Linked DNA regions of Mus musculus: region 1 is linked to region 2. A link is a contact called in ENCODE Hi-C or POLR2A ChIA-PET data. All regions are on one chromosome and are shown on one strand. The core of a region is the stretch at or near the end of the contact, and the rest is flanking DNA. Distances in the headings are between cores, read along the strand shown.

Region 1 (7,350 bases), core at 95-2,594, 44 kb after region 2:
TGGGCAATGAATGACTCAAGATTTAAAAGTGCCCCCTCTAATAAGGGTGAATCATAGCAGTTAACATCCCGGTTGGGACTGGATAGTGCAAAACCTGGAAAGCCTTCCTTGCCCATCCACACCAGAAATGCTTTCATTTCCATACACCGGACTAAAGTGAGGCAACAAATAGAAAACAAACAAACAAACACTATTAAATAGTGAAATTTGACCAGGGCATGGTATTCTTCAAATTATCTGTATCCTTTTCATCCAGTGAACTCATCCACCCACCCACCCCCACACCTCTTTAGCAAGGAAAGGCTCAACATATTCTTACATGAAAAATAAAACATGTCTAGATTTTTCACTCCTAAATCTTGGGGGGCTGGGGAAATTCTAGCATCTCTATGGTAAAAGTCCCCATGCCTTCTACGACATGAAAGAACTTACAGATCTCAGGACCACTCTCCTGGCACAAGGTTAAATAGGTCTTTTTCAGTCTTGTGCAAGCCTACGCGGCTACTCCCCCCAAGTTTTTGTACCCCAGAGCTTGGGAAAAAAAGAGTTACCCACCCCCGAGAAAGCTCTGAAACAGGTAAGAAGGAAGCCTGGGGCTCAAATCACAAACTCTCTATCCCACAGGTTTCTCCCCATCGGGAACACCACACAAAAGGGGTGTCGCTCCCGCCGCCCTACTCCCTCACTAATGCCGGCGCCAACTCACCAGGACCGTGGTGCAGATGGACCTCAGCTCCGACTCCACTTTCTCCCGATAGTCCTTGATCAGCTGCAACTTCTTGTCAGAGGTGTCGGTCTTCTGCTCAATGCTCGAGATGACCCTCCAGGCGGACCTGCGGCCCCCTACCACGTTTTTGTAGGCCACCGACAGCAGGTTGCGCTCCTCGTTGGACAGCTCGGCGCCCTGCTCCGTCACGGCTTTCATGCAGGTGGCCATGTCGTCGTAGCGCTCGGCCTGCTCGGCCAGCTTGGCCTTCTGGATCAGCTCGGTCTTCTCCATGGCGAGCGAGGGCGAGCGCCGAGCCGGATCCGGAGTCCTCCTGAGAGCCGCGAGGGGCGGGGCGGGGCGGCGCCGGCGAGGACAAAAAGGAGCGAGGAGAGAGCGCGTCAGACAATGCAGCCGGACGCCCGCTTTGTCTCAGCGCACGAGGCGGCGCGTCCTCCGGCCTCTCACGGGGCCGCCGCCTTCCGCCCGCGCCCTCCGGCCCGCCCGCCGCGCCTCCCCAAGGCCGGAGCGCGGGCCCCACCCGGCCCAAGATGGAAGCGGCCGTTGGTGCCGCACCTTCCCGTCCCAGCCCGAACCTCAGGCGCGCGGTAGCCTAGCAGATATGAGGACCGTGCTCCGCCAACCCGGCCTCGGTACCTCGCGGCGGCTGTTGCAGCCGCAGTCCCAGAGCTGTGTCCGCACTCACCTTCTAGTCTCCGCAGCCGCGACGCGAGTCCCACCACTTTGATCTGCTTTGGGCTTTAGCCGAGGACCCTCCCGTCTCAGCCTAGCACGGAGCCGACGAGCTCGCCACCGACCAATAGAACGCTGCACCTCCCCAAGGAGTCCCGCCTCTAGCTTCTCCTCTGTCCAATGAGGGGCGAGCGCGCGGAAGGGGGCCCAGGGGGCGGGGCGGGAAGCGAAGCGGAGGCTCCGAGGGTGGGTCGGCTCGGGTAGGTTCGGTTGGCCCGCAGGCTGCGGCTTCGGCCACGGGGTTTCCTCCAATTAGATCCAGGGTGAATGGACGTCACTGTTGCCATGGCGATGCTTTTCCAACTCCCCTCATCCTCCCCGCCAGCCCGGCACTCCTGGGTGCGGCACGGGACCGGAGGTGCTTTCGACCTCCGAGGCTGCGACCGCGTGTCCTGTAGCAGCAACCACTGCAGATGGGGCGTTGCAGCTCTCGAGCTGCTGCGGCTGCAGCTGGACTTGGCAGGGGTGAGATAATTAGCCCTTTTGATGCACAAGCGCCTTCCTTTCTTCTACCTTCCTGTTCTTGACAAAGGTTTGTATCCCCAAGACATTAAAATGCAACCCTTACAATTTTCCTGTTTCGGCTACAAATTAGAAATATCCTGATCCCCATTAAAAAAGGATTCGTTCCCAGAGAAAGTGGCTTAATTCAAGTTTTCACACAGGCACCCGAAAGCCAGCAATTCCCTTATGGAAAGGTAGATTCAGGAGATCTGGGCAGGACTGCGTGGCAGCGTCAGGTAAGCATTTCTTTAAAACGGGGAAATGACATTAAGCACGATTTGAACAAACACAGCTGTGACTACCCGATCCCCGGAAGCATATTTCTTAAACATTTCTTTACTACTTTTCCACATTAATGTCTAAGTACACCCTGCCCCGAACACACACACCTTTGTACTCTGTAAAGCATGTATGCATGCTTTTGTTTTTTGTGTGTGATGGGTTTTTTTTCTCCTGATATATTTGTGAAGATCTCATGTTTTTCTCTGCACAATAAACACCCTTCTGAAATGAGAGCATTTGCCCCAGATGCCATGTATTCAGGGTCACAGCTAACATTTTTCTCCTTTAAATAGGCTCCCTTATTTCCTAGCCCTCAATCCAATTCCTAGTGAGGTGGCTGTCCTACCGGACTCAAAGAATGAAACTGCCACCTGGGCTCTGAAGAGATGCCAGTTCCAGTAGTTCCTCAAGGGTTCAAAGAACTTCAGTGACTGCCACAGGCAAAGTGGATTCAAATGCTAAACGGAACCAAGCAGACCGAAGACTGCAGAAAGGAAGGTCTGACACTGAGCACAGATGGGGGGGGGGGGGGGAAGAGACGAAGCTTCCAGAAATTCAGATCTCCTCCCAGCTGCCCCTCCCTACCCAACTTGTAAAGGTTGCTTTGTGCTTTGACCAGGAGAGGCCTGGTTGGAAAGTGACTCTACTCTGTCTTAATACAGAAACGCCTTACTATGCTCCAGTGCAGCGGCGGACGGCCCGGTGTTATTTCTGGAATCCCCAAGGCCAGGCTGCAAGACACACGAGCGTTTATGTTCCTGTGGGTTGGGGTGGAGCTGGACACACAGAAATCCCAACGGATAAAATGCCTTCTGTATAAGCAGTGGATTTCAAGATTCCCTAAATTAGAGCAGCAAACCCAGCCCATAGAGAGGAGACGCCCATGGAGGTGATGAGAGAGGAGACATATGAAGGGAAATTGTCAAAAAGGTTGTTTCTGAGTGAGGCCTACCCAAAAGAGGCACGTGCCAAATATTTACCACAAACAAGCTCATATGATCATGTGAAATCAAAAACTGACACATTATGAAATTGTAATATCTGAGGGACTCCATAGAATCTGCTTGTGTCTGAAAAAAAAATTCTTGGTACTTCAAGTCCCAGAACACAGAAAAGCTGACATTTAGAGTGGCTTTATTTGTTATTATTTTATTTATTTATTTATTTATTTATTTTAAAAGATTTATTTATTTATTATATGTAAGTACACTGTAGCTGTCTTCAGACACTCCAGAAGAGGGAGTCAGATCTCGTTACGGATGGTTGTGAGCCACCATGTGGTTGCTGGGATTTGAACTCCTGACCTTCGGAAGAGCAGTCGGGTGCTCTTACCCGCTGAGCCATCTCACCAGCCCTATTTTATTTATTTATTGAGGGTCACACTGCATTTAAATCCTGCAAGGATTAACTCATTCAATATACTTGATGCCACTAAAAGGGAAATGTTGTAAACACCATCTCCAATTTAAAAAAAAAAAAAAAAAAAAAAAGGAAAATGAGACACAGCCTGATCATGGTCATGGACAGGTCACTCAGCTACCCAGCAGCAAAAACTACATATATGGACACATGTGGTGTTTGTGTCATCCTTGAATCTTTGCTGCGGCTGTTCCTCCTAGTCTTCTCCAGCTCTGATAGGGGTTGTAAGGATTCTAAGGCCCTGACTAGTCTGTCTTCTTGGAAGTTCATCCGAGAACATACAAGAGGTATTTAGCATCACGCCAATGTGTTGGAAAGGGTTCTTAGAAAACAGTCAGCAAAGAAAGTACTTTGTAGTTATCTTATTTTTCCTGATTCCCCTACGAAGAAGTCACTGGAACAGAACAAGGCACATTCATTTTGCAGCCAGATGATCCTCAGTCTCAGTCCTTGATATTTACGGTTTGACCTTGGGCATCTTGTTCCTCTTTGGATCTCAGTTCCTAGACCTATAACCTGTAAAAACAGTTCCTAACTCAAGAGAGTTAAGTCAGCTATCACGTAAGAAAATATGGGTGGCCTCACAACTATCTAGTAAGTAGTATTAGTTTTTGCCTAGTTTCTTCCTTCCCTCTGCTTGGGGCTGGGGAAGGTATCCTGCTAAGAGGAGCTTGGGAGCCTTGTGAAATGTTATTGAAAACCTCTCTTAGGTCAGGCGGTGTTAGCGGCAGATTTCTGAGTTCGAGGCCAGCCTGGTCTACAGAGTGAGTTCCAAGACAGCCAGGGCTATACAGAGAAACCCTGTCTTGAAAAACCAAAAAAGAAAAAAGAAAAAGAAAACCCATCTCTTGAATCTTTGCTGTAATCAGCACAGATAAGAATTGCTGGATGGCTTCCTTTAGTGTCTAATGGGATTCTGGGTGTTTAATTTAATCTTTTCGAGACAGGGTTTCTCTGTATAGCCCTGGTTGTCCTGGAACTCACTCTGTGGGCCACAGTTGGCCTCAAACCCAAGAGATCTGGGGTTAAAGGGGTAGACCACCACCTCCCAGAGAGAATGACATTTTTGACTGTGAATTTTGTGTAAGTAGATTGCCCTCATTGTTGTAGGTGAGTCACATACATTCAGTTGAAATCCAGGAGAGAGAAAAACAGCTTCCTTAGAGCAAGAGAGCCCTTCAGCAGTCTGTGTTTGAGTGTCATCTTGTAACAGAGGCTCCTTTGAAACCTTTGGACTGAAAATGGAACATCAACCCTTCTGGGGCTCAGCTTGTTGGCCCACCCTGCCTAATAAATCATTTATTTACAATCAGTCTCTCCTATTTTTACATTGTAATAGGTAATATTAATTTGTCAACATGACACAATCTGGGTTCATGGAAGAGACAAGCATGTGGACTTGTGTGTAAGGGGCCTTCGAGATTACGTTAACTGAGGTGAGAAGGCCCATTCTAAATATGAGTGGCATCATTTTGTCGGCTTAGGCCCTGGTCTGTATAAACGGAGAAACCTGGCTGAACACTTGCATTGTCTGTTTCCTGACTACAGAAGTAACATGGCCAGCGGCCTCCAGCTCTTTTTTTGTTATTGTTGTTGTTGTTTTTCCAGACAGTTTCTCTGTGTAGCCCTGGCTGTCCTAGAACTCACTCTGTAGACAAGGCTGGCCTCGAACTCAGAAATTTGCCTGCCTCTGCTTCCCAAGTGCTGGGATTAAAGATGTGTGCCACCAGGCCCTGCGCAGCCTCCAGCCCTTACCTCCATATCCTCAAGCTGAGAGCTGAAACAAACCCTCCCTTCCTTAAGTTCCTTTGGTCAATTACTTTACCACAGCATGAGAAAAGTAAGGGATACATGTATATTCTATATAATTTCACTGGGAAGCCCCTACTAACATATCCAATAATTTTCCACTCAGCAAATGATCTTTCCATAGCTTTAGATATATACCTACAAGATGTCTGTCTGACCTCTCCCTTATCAGACCACAGGCTTTTTGAACCCCAGGGAGAAGAGGGTTTGGGGGAGGGGTGTTTGTTTTTCTGTCTTATCCCTACAGTGCCCTCTAAACACTGCAGTCTGAGTGGTTTTGCTGAAGCTCAGACCAGTTAAATCACCGACCCAGTTGAGTTCAGATTCAGCAACAGGACAGTCTGGCTTCTTCTACAACAGCCAGGACTCTGTATGCTTGCAGTGGGGGAGAAGCCACTACTGTTGGCTGGTGTGAGAACAATGTTTAGTTATATGGGGCTGGTGTGTGGCTAAGTATATATGTACTAGTGAGTTGGCTGCTTTTATTTTCATATGGAAGCGCCATTTCACTCTCAATGCATCTAGAGCAAGTGAGGCACCCTCTTATCCCTTGATTATTCTCTTTGATGGTTTCTGTATTTCTTTCTCCAATTCCAGCCTCCAGACTGTGCTATTCTAGTGGGCAAAATTAGATCTCACTCCCTTGTCCCTGATGCCTTTTTTTTCTTTGCCCACAAAAGGCATTTAGTGAAGGCTTGTTTTGCAAGTGATTTCAGACCATCAAGCAGACACATGCCCAGTCACATTGATGGTTAGTATTACATGCTCAATGCGCATCCAACCACATATAAAGGCACCGATCTACTTACTGCACAGAGAAGCAGAGAGCAGAGCTATGTTCAGTCATTGTGCTGACTATGAGAGCTTACCAAGATTCTTTTTTTTTTCTTTTTCTTTTTTTTTTTTTTTCTTTTTGGTTTTTCGAGACAGGGTTTCTCTGTATAGTCCTGGCTGTCCTGGAACTTACTTTGAGACCAGGCTGGCCTCAAACTCAGAAATCCGCCTGCCTCTGCCTCCCGAGTGCTGGGATTAAAGGCGTGCACCACCACCCCGGCTGCTTACCAAGATTCTTTTTTTTTTTTAATATTTTTTATTATTACGTATTTTCCTCAATTACATTTAGAATGCTATCCCAAAAGTCCCCCATACCCTCCCCCCCACTTCCCTACCCACCCATTCCCATTTTTTGGCCCTGGCATTCCCCTGTACTGGGGCATATAAAGTTTACGTGTCCAATGGGCCTCTCTTTCCAGTGATGGCCAACTAGGCCATCTTTTGATACACTTACCAAAATTCTTAAAGCTAACATAGAAGGTCCTCAGGAAACATGGCAAAGATGAGATAATTAATGCACACCCTGGTAGTAGGCTGTTCAAGTCTTGACTCAATTTCTCATCAATCCGTCAAAAATACTTCTTTTTTTGTAATTTTTAATATTTTTTATTACGTATTTTTCTCAATTACATTTCCAATGCTATCCCAAAAGTCCCCCATACCCTACCCCCCCCCACTTCCCTACCCACCCATTCCCATTTTTTTGACCCTGGCGTTCCCCTGTACTGGGGCATATAAAGTTTGTGTGTCCAATGGGCCTCTCTTTCCAGTGATGGCCGACTAGTAATACAGGAGAACACTGCTAAAGAGTTACAAGTCCTTAAAGAAAAACAGGAAAACACAACCAAACAGGTAGAAGTCCTTAAAGAAAAACAGGAAAACACACCCAAACAGGTGATGGAAATGAACAAAACCATACTAGACCATAATCAGCTTCCAAAAATACTTCTTAAGGGTCAGTCATGTGCCAGATGCTATTCTAGATGTTGAAGTTTTGGGAAAGACTAAGATATCTACAAAGATCTTAAAAAAGAGTAAAAAAA
Region 2 (7,045 bases), core at 3,397-5,896:
CTGCCTCTGCCTGGGATTAAGAGCATACACCACATACACACCAGCTCACGCTCACTCCTCTAACCAGAAAAACAAATGACAAATGATTTTGGACACACTACACTTTTGAACATGGAGATGTGAACATCAGCTGGATAAGAATGGGGCTTCAGAGAACAAGACAAGATCAGATAGACAGACAGACAGACAGACATGTGTCTCTACACAGTCAGAGAGGAAGCGAAATCAGAGTAATGGCTGAGACTCTTCAGAGTCTATAATTCCTGTTTGTGGGGCACAAAGAGGAAGTTAGGGAAAGACGTGCCCGCTCTCTCGGCTGACATTAAGGCAAAGAGGCAAAATAGAAACATTTCATTCTTTCTTTCTTTCTTTCATTCATTCATCACTTCTCACCACGGTGAAGACTGTCTTGTTACTCCTTCCCTATCAAGCTAGTTCACGCTCTCTCTCTTTTTTAATTATTTATTTATTTATTTATTTATTTATTTATTTAATGTGAGTACACTGTAGCTGACTTCAGGCACACTGCAGAAGAGTGCATTGGACTCTATTACAGATGGTTGTGAGCCACCATGTGGTTGCTGGGAATTGAACTCAGGACCTCTGGAAGAGCAGTCAATGCTCTTAACCACTGATCCATCTCTCCAGCCCTCACGCTCTCTTCAAATTACACTTCCACTTGTATACAGGTGCTATCTCCAACAACAAAAATGGTGAAGAAATCAATCGCACCGGGTCGTGGAGGCCGTTCACACATAACAGTCTAGCACTTCTCCGATTTCCCCATTTCGGCGCTCCATTCTTTCTTGTATCACAGAAATAGCTCATCTCTGACTATGACTGCAGAACAAAGTTACCTTAAGCCTCCCTTGGAGCCATTTGTGTGAAGTGTTTTGATTTTATAGGATTGCAGCTTATAAATAGCAACTTTAGTATGAAGAGGCCAAACATCTAAACACTGAGTGCAATGGTGCTCCTAAGAATGAGCTGTGAAATGGGGCTCAAACTCAGAGCCTTGCACATAAACGCTAGCCAAGCACTGAGCTGCATTACCTAGGTTTCTTAATTGGGTAGAAAAACAGTGGTCTCAGAAGGATTCAGTGAGTTGTCAAGAGCATGAAGTGATGAGCAGGCCTTGTGGACTTCTGAAGGAGGACTCCTGGTGTTTGGCAGTTCACTATATTGTTTGTTGCTTCACCCAACCCTACTATTAGACTTGGTTGTTCAAGACCAACAAGCAGTTTAATTTAAGAACCCAGCGGGGGGGTTTGGTTTTGGTTTTCATTAACTTACTTGATTCTAAGACTATAAATGTACTAAAGATTGATTATGTATATAATTTTCTGAAGGGCAAAAAGTTCATAATAAACAGAAACTTGGCTTTTAGGGTATTCTGTGGATCACCAAAACTGACTTCAGGAACTGTTATGAATTGCATAATTTAGGAAAGTTATGAGTCACATGAGCTTAGTCATGATATCATAGTGAAGTTGCAGCTGGAGTGTAGAAGTCACACTTTGGTTTCAAAACTGTTTTTCCTTTGTGTTACTTTTAATAAAAGAAGATGTGGTGGGTGGAAGAGAAAAAAAGTAGGTCACAGATTTTGTATTTGAAACATTTTGAAATTTACCTTCAGGTTAGCATACACACAACCATTCGATTTAGATCTCTGAATGAGTCTCCCTTAAGCCATAAACCTTCAAAGATGAATATAATTTCATCTTTATATCTTAATGCCAGGCATAATTCCTGGCAGCCCCAGCCCCAATATGAGTTCTTCAAATCTTAGGTCAATAGATTATACTATGGGCTTGGGTTTTGTTTTCTGGTAGAATGTGCTATACTTTGCTATTAAAATTTAAAAAGAAGGCTGGTGAGATGGCTCAGTGGTAAGAGCACCCGACTGCTCTTCCAAAGGTCCAGAGTTCAAATCCCAGCAACCACATGGTGGCTCACAACCATCTGTAAGGAGATCTGACGCCCTCTTGTGGTGTGTCTGAAGACAACTACAGTGTACTTACATGTAATAAATAAATAAACCTTTAAAAAAAGAGAGAGAGAGAGAGAGAGAGAGAGAGCAGACCTGACGTAGAGGGGATTTCTTCAAGGTTCAGGATGTGGGTTTAAAAAAAAAATTCTTTAAAAATTTATAAAGAAAGAAAGAAGACAATCCATGCAAGCATTCTGGAGGGAAAGGCTGATCCATGAGTTCAAAGCCAGCCTGGTCTGCATAGAAAGTTCCAGGATAGCCAGGCCTATCAAGTCAGACTGTTTTAAAAATAAATATTTTTACCGGGCGTGGTGGCGCACGCCTGTAATCCCAGCACTTGGGAGGCAGAGGCAGGCGGATTTCTGAGTTCAAGGCCAGCCTGGTCTACAGAGTGAGTTCCAGGACAGCCAGGGCTAGACAGAGAAACCCTGTCTCGAAAAACCAAAAGAAAAATAAATAAATAAATAAATAAATATTTTTAAATTTTTATGATTTGTTTACATTGCTGAGAATCAGTCTAGAGATAATGTAGTTTTCCTCTACACTGGTATGACTCCCTAGGATTCATGTTTTTCTTCCTACTCCTGGTCAGGAGAATGGTAAGAAGGTGTGTCAGAACGGTGCAAAAAAAAAAAAATCACTTTACTGTCTCAAATGCAAGAGAATAAATTCTTTATAGCATCCTTAAAATGAAGTATGTCCTTATCTCTATCCATCCTGAAATTTCTTCCTTCAGATTCTATCAACTTAGATTTCAGCACTTTCTAACTAGCTCCTTTGCCGTTCTCTAAATTTGTCACATACATAACCATTTAAAATGCAAACACACAAGAAAGTTATTTGGATACAAACATAAAACACATTCAGTGTCTACTCCAGTCAACCACAACCCTGTTTAGTAAATAAGACGAAAACACAAGGTAAAAAAACCAACACAAGACTGGGAGTGATGGTGCAAGGTCTTTAATCCACCTCTTGGGTCAGAGGTAGATAGATCTCTATGAGTTCAAAACCAGCCTGGTCTGCATTGTGAGTTCCAGGCCAACTAGAGATACATAGTGAGACCCTGTCTCAAAACAGACATTTAAAAGAAAGGGGGGGGGGGGGAGGCGGGGCTGGAGAGATGGCTCAGCAGTTAAGAGCACCAACTGCTCTTCCAAAGGTCCTGAGTTCAATTCCCAGCAACCACATGGTGGTGGCTCACAACCATTTGTAATGCGATCTGATGCCCTCTTCTGGTGTGTCTGACAGCTACAGTGTACTCACATACATACATACATACATACATACATACATACATACATACATCTTAGAAAAAAAAACCCATAGGGTTTCAATCTGAATAATAAAATACTATAATGACATGATCGTAACTTCACACAATTGGGAACACGCTGTTTCACACTTTGTTATTGATTAGCTGAAATGCCTTAGATGGCAACATTTGCAAGCTAAAAGATTCTAAGACACTTGCTAAGTTCCCTATCATCAAAACTATTTGACACTTTGTTACTGATTAACTGAAATGTCTTAGCCACTTTTGCAAGCTAAAGGATCCTAGGATAGCGAGTAAATTGCCTATCGCCAATTTCAATTCAAAACTTCTAAAGCATGCCTTTCCTTAAAATCCAATCTCTAAAAAAATTAAAGTAGAAACCCTAAGTTTCTAGGCAATTTAAATGGGTTATCCCTGGTGATCTGTTAAAAATTGCAAGGAAAACATTCATCTTGACAAGCCAATTCAAGAATTGGCTTGGAAGTTTGAGCCTCGCTCTCTCAGCTAAGCACCTCTCCAACAAGACGGATGATCTCGAAATCCAATGCAAGATTCCAAATACAGTCGAAAAATGCAAATGAAACTACATCAGTCGCCACCTTCCAACCAGGTACTGCATTCAGTACCTCCTACATATAACTTCAAGTTAGCCTCTGAGAGCCAACAAGTGGTGGAGAGCTTTGGGACTGTCCTTTCTTCCCAGGGTCTTGCTTTCAGCAGAAACACCTAACACCTTAGATTCACTTGTTAGCAAGTAAAGGACCTCGACCAAATCTCACACTCCACAAACGAACCATCCATGTGCCAACACCTCTTTTCTAAATATTCCAGAAATAAACCTGGGAGAACTTGCCCGTCCCAGGCCCTCGGTCCCTATGGGAGACCCCTCCAGGATTTCCCTCCTCACTGAGAGACAAGCCCATCTCTTTTTCTCTCTCTAAACACCGAGAGCCACACCCCCCTTCCTTCACTTGAAAACTTCGGGACGCGCCACGGGAGCCCAATATCCCGCCCCTAGCACCCCGGCGCGTCCCTCCAATCACTCTGGGGTCAGATAAGTCAGTTTGCTCCCCGAACTCTTTACCAAGTCGCGGATGGGAGCCAGAGCCTGCTTCCTCCGGAGGTCGGGGTGCCAGGACGAAAGGCACCAAAGTGGTCAGGATGAGGAGACGCCGCCTCATGTTCCCGTCCACCACCTCTCTGGGAAACCTTCTCCGAAAGAGCGTTCGGGAAACTGCTCACATTGGGAGCGGAGGTGATCTTCCCAGCACGGCCCTGCAAACTTCTCCCTCCCGCGCCGCCTACAGGGAAGCTAGGCTCACGTCCCCGGAAGTGCAGGCGGCGCTCGCTGAGAGCGGCTTAACTCGTTTCCGGCCGCAGCCGGAGACCACCCCGCGGCCCACAGCCGGAAGAAGGGTGCCGTAGAGCATTGTGGGAGGCGTGGCTCGCCCCGCCCCGGCGCGGCGCCGGCAGAACGCCATCTTCTGGGCTCTGTTCCTTCCTGGTCCCTCTGGGGCCTGCTTGGCGCCTTCCTGGCCTTCAGCTGGCGGCGTCCTGACTCGACCCTCTCTCTCTCGCCTCTGTCCCCGGGTGACCGCGGGGAACGAAGGTGGGAGAGGATGGGCAGGTCCTTAGACAGGTGCGACCTTCTTCGTGATTAAAGTCCCCTTCAGCGTCTTTATTGAAGGGTCTGTGAAGTCTGGCGTGGGGTCAACTACCTGCCTATGGGATGGGGGCGTGAAGTCGGCCACAGTGCCCTGGAGATCCGCCCCACGCGGATCGGGTGTGCTGTTCGGCGACTTGCTGCGGGAGACTAGGTCTCTTGTCACTGAAAATGCTCAGGGGACTGTACATAGACTTATGCAAAGACATTTATTTGCTCCTTGGTTCCTTACTCTAGGCAGTCTCCTAGTGAACAGGAGCGACCATCTACCCCCTAACTCTTGTAGTTGGTTTCCCTACTCGACCCCTTGTGGTTTTGCGGTCTTTTTTTTTTTTTTTTTCCCTGTGTTATTGTTTGTGGTACTGAACATTAATAGCCCTGGTCAGATTTCAAGTCGTCTTCCAGAAAAAGATAAACTGATTTAAATTTGTTCGTTGTGGAATGTCTTGCAACATTTTCAACAGTTACTGACTTTGCACATTTTTTTGGGGGGCATGTTAGCTAAACTAGTCTGTACAACCGAGGTATAAACACTTTCACTAGGTACACATTCAAGGAATACCTAACCAAAAAAGAAAGTCACCCCCACAAATTAGATGCCAGCTTTTTTTTGTTTTGTTTTGTTTTGTTTTGTTTTGTTTTGTTTTTTTCGAGACAGGGTTTCTCTGTATAACCCTGGCTGTCTTGGAACTCACTCTGTAGGCCAGGCTGGCCTTGAACTCAGAAATCCGCCTGCCTCTGCCTCCCGAGTGCTGGGATTAAAGGCGTGCGCCACCACCGCCCGGTAGATGCCAGCTTTTTAATAATAGAAATGCTATGATATTTCTCTTGAGTGTCCAGGCTCCATGTCCCCAGGTTTGTAACTTTAGTTGACTGCAGATTATATTGTTTGTGTCGCCTAGCTTTTGTGCAGCTGAGCTATGTTTAGTAAATGCTATTTCAGTGGCACTCAGCCTTCCTAATGCTTTGGACCCTCTACTACAGTTCCTCATGTGTGGAGACCCTGAACCATAATTGTTTAATTGCAGCTTCATGACTATAATTTTGCTACGGCTATAAACGGTAATGTAAATAACTGCAGGGTACCTGATAATGGGACCCTGCACCCCCCAAAGGGATACTGACCCAAGGGGTTGAGTACCACTGTGCTAGGTTTTTGGTTTGTTGGGTTTTTTTTGGGGGGGGGAGGGGTGTCTGTTTTTGTTGGGTTTTTTGTTGTTGTTTTTCGAGACAGGATTTCTGTGTGTGGTCCTGGCTGTCCTGGAACTCACTCTGTAGACCAGGCTGGCTTCACTGTGCTAATTTTTAAAAAACTCCTGATCCACTTTATCATAACAAGTTTTCAGGATAAGTCCCAATTTTAAGTAGTCTTCAACATTCACAAGTCAGTATTCAAATTAAGATTCCAATTTGAAATTCATCTTTGATTTGACAATAGTCCATATCTTTAGGATAAAATAACTCCACCTGGGGGAGATGAAGAGCCAGAGGAACATCTCAGAGGGCCATGCTGGATAAAAGCCTGCAGGGCAGAACTGGCACCTACAGCTTGGTGGTGACCCATGCCTGCCATCCCAGCACTAGGAGGCTGACACAGAACAACAGCCAGGGCTATGTTAAATCAAGAGTCCCAAAACTGACAGTCGAAGCCTGACCCTCAAGGGTTTATTTTTGGGGGATTTGTCCTAGCAGGGGGAAAAGTGTGATGGGCTTTATGAGCTAGGCTCATTTTGTAACCCTGCCCAGGCCTTCCAGCTTCAGCCTCCCTGTCGCTAGGATGATGGCATGGGCCATCACACTTGGCTACAAGCCTTTATCTTAGTCTTTTGTTTTTGTTTTTTTAAGAGAAAAAAATCACCCCCATAATATCTACCCACTCACTGAGCCACCTTGAAGCCCTAACTGTCTCACCCTATCTGTCATAAAACCTTAATTTGGATGCTTTTTTCTGCTGCTGAATAAAGTTGATAAAGCTAGCCCTTCAAGAAATATGAATTCTCAAGTCTCAAAAAAAAAAATGCAGCTTTGTGGTGAGAATTTTAGTTTCTTTAAAAAACCAGTTAGGAGAATGTTTTGTTTTAATCCCAGGTGTGAGATAAGAGGCTGCTTCACAGCA

What was found. Hi-C counts contacts between places; a loop is a spot of excess contacts on that map. ChIA-PET counts read pairs that join two places held with the same protein, here RNA polymerase II (POLR2A).
Region 1: a loop to region 2 is called in a map of gastrocnemius, with 7 times the contacts of the local background. The contact joins the promoter of Ywhaq here to the promoter of Adam17 in region 2. A Hi-C loop is called at or near these places in 16 of 37 maps with a recorded cell type or tissue (CH12.LX, T-helper 1 cell, T-helper 17 cell and 6 more). POLR2A ChIA-PET finds 5 or more read pairs at or near these places in 4 of 5 experiments (Patski and embryonic stem cell).

The regions. Positions count from the first base shown.
Region 1 is chr12:21,416,092-21,423,441 of GRCm38, forward strand. It overlaps Ywhaq (tyrosine 3-monooxygenase/tryptophan 5-monooxygenase activation protein theta), which reads right to left and starts at 1,345. Exons shown (of 5, transcript NM_011739.3): 1 at 707-1,345. The coding sequence starts at 1,000. Gm4419 (predicted gene 4419) reads left to right here and starts at 1,791. Exons shown (of 4, transcript NR_166748.1): 1 at 1,791-1,991; 2 at 2,125-2,199; 3 at 2,539-2,743; 4 at 4,775-4,973.
Region 2 is chr12:21,368,986-21,376,030 of GRCm38, forward strand. It overlaps Adam17 (a disintegrin and metallopeptidase domain 17), which reads right to left and starts at 4,647. Exons shown (of 19, transcript NM_009615.6): 1 at 4,351-4,647. The coding sequence starts at 4,447.